Regions from separate parts of the Homo sapiens genome. Here region 2 is linked to region 1. The links are chromatin loops, found by intact Hi-C in ENCODE. Cell type or tissue: GM12878. All regions are shown on one strand.

Region 1 (2,500 bases):
GGTCTAAGTCTACAGAGGTTCAGTTATGCAGGATGGATAAATTCTGGAGTAATGTGAAGCACGATGACTACAGTTAATAACACTGTATTGTTGTCTTTGTGTTACTGTAACAAATTACTACAGACTGGGTAATTTAAAAAACAACAGAAATTTATTTCCCACTATCTGGAGGCAAGAAAGTCCAAGATCAAGGTGCCCGTACAGTTAGTATCTGATGAGGGCTGCTGCCTGCCCCAAGATGGTGCCTTGTTGCTATGTCCCTCTGAGGGAAAAATCCTGTGGAAGATGGTACAGAAGGGTGAAAGGGGATGATGCTAGTTCCTTCCTGAACATTTATAAGATCACTAATTCCATTCATGAGGCTCCATCCTCATGACTTAACCACCTGCTAAATGTCCCACTTCTTAATACTAGCACATTGGCGATTATGTTTCAACACATAAATTTGGGGGGATTCATTCAGACCATAGCAATTGTATACTCAAAATTTGCTTAGAGAGTAAATCTTAAATATTCTCACCACACACAGAAAAATAAGTTATCTATTTGAAGTGATGGATATGTTAATTAGCTCTATCGTGGTAATCATTTCACAGTGTTTAGGTATATCAAGATATCACATTGTACACCATAAATATAATCAATTTCCCTTGTTAATTATACCTCAATAAATGTGGAAAAACTAAAAATAATAAGCATATATCAAGTTTACAACAATGCAATAATTTGTATTAAGAAATGAAAGAGACTTGGGTGTGGTGGCTCATGCCTGTAATCTCAGCACATTGGGAAGCTGAGGCAAGCGGATCACTTGAAGTCAGGTGTTCAAGACCAGCATGACCAACACAGTGAAACCTCTGTCTCTATTAAAAATACAAAAAATAGCTGGGCATGGTGGCACAAGCCTGTAAACCCAGCTGCTCGGAGGCTGAGGCATGAGAATCGCTTGAACCCGGGAGGCAGAGGTTGCAGTGAGCCTAGATCACGCCACTGCACTCCAGCCTGGGAGACAGAGTGAGACTCTGTCAAAAAAAAGAAAAAAAAGGAGGGGAGACAGATTCGAAATGGTTAACTAAAAGCAGCTCATGTGGACTGCTGTCATGGAAAGGAAACAAAGTGCTGAGCAAATACTAAGTTTTATGGTGAATCGTTTAATAAACCACATCAGGACACATCAAGGGGGCAAGAGAATACATGGGTGACAGAGAAGAGTAAAGCAGGGCAGGTGCCCACTCAGGACTGGTACAGAGCTAGGAGAAGCTCCCCAACATGTGGAAAGGGTGAGAGAGTAAGAGCCCCCAGGGAATCCACATTTCCCACAGGGACCTGTGCAATACTGAGAATGAAAGAATCCTCTTTCACAACCCCAGCAGGCCTCTAGACCAATACAGAGATCTGCCCAGAGTTTCTGAAGAGGTATCACTCAAGACCACAGGGGGCCCCACAGGCCTTAGACTCCTCGGCAGCCCAGGGCCAGCTGCCATAATACCAATAGAGGCAGTCACAGTGCTGGAGGAGCAGTCAGACTGCTCCACTCCTCCCTGCCCAACAAGGCTCTTCTCCTGCTTCCAGTGCAGCAGCCACTCTACTGCCTGAACTCTGCCAATGGGCACAGTTCTGTGTTCCCCTGGAAAAAATCCAGAAAGTAGACTGGGCAATTCCTCCCAACCCCACGGCTACTAGCCAGGTGGGACCTGCCACCTCGGGCTTCCAGCACAGCAGCCGCTCTCCTGCCTGAACTCTGCTGGGGAACACAGCCCTGTGTTCCTCCAGGAAACACCCAGACAGTGCATGGGGTAACTCCATAGCCAGGAAAGACTCTCTGGCTTGGGCAGCACCCAAGGAGGGGAGGGGCTCCTACACCCAGAACACTGAATGGGATGAGACGCCTGGGTTCATGAACTGACAGGGGAGAGGGCCATGCCTCCTTCTGCAGAACCAGTTTAAAAAGAGTATGCCCTGTCCGCTAGCTGTGGCCTCTGTCTGAGGGTACCCCATGTCATGAAGCACCTAACAAAGGAAATGTAGGCATGGTGCCAGTGATGGGCAGGGGTTCCTCCAAGGCCCTGGAACAGACCTAATGAGGGAATTCTCCCTCTCTGCCTCACACCACAGAGCATACTACAGAAATACAAAAGAGCCACATGGCTGAATAAGAGCCTATCTGCCAGCCATCACTCTTAAGTGCCATTTACTGGATACCAGACCAAATTACAACACCAAAAATATTTTGCCAGTATACAGTGCCTGAAACCTAAGGCAAAAATTTGTTCACGAATAAAGATCCTGTACAGAGCCTTAGACCTCTGAAAGCACCCAGAAATGAAGCGAGCTGATTATACTCATTTTGTGTCACAGTTAATAAAACAAAAGCCCTCTCAGATGAGAAAAATCAGTGCAAGAATTCTGGCAATTCAAAAGCTAGTGTCTTCTTACCTCCAAACAAACACACTAGTCCCAGAACAATGGTTTCTAACCCATTGAAATGGCTGAAATGACA
Region 2 (2,500 bases), 120 kb after region 1:
TGTCTCAGATGAGACTTTGGACTATGGACTTTGGTTAATGCTGAAATGAGTTAAGATTTTGGGTGACTGTTGGGAAGGCATGACTGGTTTTAAAGTGTGAGGACATAAGATTTGGAGGGACTGGGGCAGAATGATATGGTTTGGCTGTGTCCCCATTCGAATCTCAACTTGAATTGTATCTCAGAGAATTCCCACATGTTGTGGGTGGGACCCAGGGAGAGGTAATTGAATTATGGGGTCCAGTCTTTCCCATGCTATTCTCATGATAGTGAGTAAGTCTCATGAGATCTGATAGGTTTATCAGGGGTTTCTGCTTTTGCTTCCTCCTCATTGTCTCTTGCTGCCACCATGTAAGAAGTGCTTTTCACCTCCTGCCATGATTCTGAGTTCTCCCCAGCCATGTGGAACTATAAGTCCAATTAAACTTCTTTTTCTTCCCAGTCCCATGTATGTATTTATCAGCAGCATGAAAACAAACTAATACAACCTGTCTCAAAAAAAAAAAAAAATTGTCCCTGATTTCTTAAAGTGTGGTAAAATACACATAACAAATTTTATTATCTTAACCATTTTTAAAGTTTATAGTTTAGTAGTATTAAATATATTCATAATTTTATGAATTTACCATAATCTATATAATTTCATCTTGAAAAAATGAAACTTTATACCCATTCAACAATAATTCCTTATTTCCCTTTACCCCAGTCCCTGGCAACCATCATTTTCCTTTCTGTCTCTATGAATTTGACCTACTTTAAGTGTCTCATATATGTGGAATCATACAGCATTTACTCTTTTGTGCCTGACTTATTTTGCTTAGTCTAATGCCCTCCAGATTTATCCATGTTGTCATAAATGTCAGGATTTCATTTATTTTCAAAGCTCATTAATTTTCCATTGATTATATATACCACATTTTATTTATCCATTCATCTGTTAGTGCAGTGGTCCCCAATCTTTTTGGCACCAGGGACCAGCTTTGTGGAAGACAATTTTTTCACAGACGGAGGGGATGGTTTCAGGATGAAATTGTTTCACCTCAGATCATCAAATTATCAGGTATTAATCAGGCATGAATTAGATTCTTATAAGGAGCATGCAACCTAGATGACTTACATGTGCAGTTCACCATCAGGTTTACGCTCCTATGAGAAACTAATGCTGCTGCTGATGTGACAGAAGGCAGAGCTCATGTGGTAAAGCTTGTTTGCCTGCTGCTCACCTCCTGCTGTGTGGCCTGGTTCGTAACAGGCCACTGACCAGTATTGGTCTGTGGTGCAGGGGTTGGGGACTCCTGTGTTAGTGGACATTTGAGCTGCTTAGACTTTTTAGCTATTGTGAATAATGCTATGAACATAGGTGTACAAATATCTCTTCCAGACTCTGCTTTCCATTCCTTTCGGTTATACATCCAGAAGCAGAATTTCTGGGTCATATGGTAATTCTGTTTTTAACTTTTTTAGGAACTACACTATTTTCCACAGCAGCTGTGCCTTTTCACATTCACACCAATACTGCTCAACGGTTCCGGTCTTTCCACATTTTCCCCAACACTCATTTTCTGTTTTCTTGATATTAGGCATCCTAATGTGTGAGATGGCATCTCATTGTGGTTTTCAGTTTCATTTCCCTAATGATTTGTGATGCTGAGCATCTTTTCATGTACTTATTGGCCATTTGTATATCTCATTTGGAGAATATACCTTTTTGAGGAATATATCATATTCTTTGGAGATATATCATTTGTGTATCTTCTTTGGATAAATGTCTATTTCGAAAAGTCCTTTGCCCATTTTTGCATTGGATTGTTTGTGATTTTGGTTGAGTTTCAGGAGTTCTCAATATGTTCTGGATATTAATCTCTTATCACATATATTATTTGCAAATATGTTTTTCCCATTCTGTGGGTTGCTTTTTCATTCTGTTGATATTTTCTTATAATGTACAATTTAAAAAAAATTTATGAAGTCCAATTTGTATTTTTGTTGTTGTTGCCTGTACCTTCAGTGTCATATTCAAGAAAATGTTGACAAATCAAACGTCATAGAGCTTTTGGCCTCTGTTTTCTTGTAAGAGTTTTATACTTTTATGTTTATATTTAATTCTTTGATCTATTTTTGGTTTATTTTTGCATATGGCATTAGGTAAAAGTCCAAATTCGGGGAGGGGGGAGGGATAGCATTGGGAGATATACCTAATGCTAGATGACACGTTAGTGGGTGCAGCGCACCAGCATGGCACATGTATACATATGTAACTAACCTGCACAATGTGCACATGTACCCTAAAACTTAAAGTATAATTAAAAAAAAAATTAAAAAAATAAATAAATAAATAAATAAATTAACATAAAAAAAAAAAAAGAAAAAAAAAAAGTCCAAATTCATTCTTTTGCATGTGGATATCCAGTTTTCCCAGCACCATTTGTTGAAAAGTCTGTCCTTTCCCCCATTGAATAGTTGTGGCACCCTTGTCAGAAATCACTGGACCATATAGATGA

What was found. Peaks named below come from ENCODE experiments on the same cell type or tissue, not always from the same donor. Only the 100,000 strongest peaks of a DNase experiment are listed, where the experiment ranks them.
Region 2: it touches region 1 in a loop (5-fold over the local background); 6 of 110 quality-filtered maps call a loop at or near these places.

Annotation. Positions count from the first base shown.
Region 1 is chr13:61,246,640-61,249,139 of GRCh38, reverse strand. No RefSeq gene overlaps it. Among named protein-coding and RNA genes, the nearest start is that of MIR3169, 48 kb to the right of the region's middle. RefSeq lists an enhancer at 1,546-1,595. In GM12878, a CTCF peak has its summit at 1,433; a DNase peak (open chromatin) is centred at 1,359; H3K27ac peaks cover 737 bases.
Region 2 is chr13:61,122,804-61,125,303 of GRCh38, reverse strand. No RefSeq gene overlaps it. Among named protein-coding and RNA genes, the nearest start is that of MIR3169, 76 kb to the left of the region's middle. In GM12878, no CTCF peak of the experiment used is centred here; a DNase peak (open chromatin) is centred at 1,508.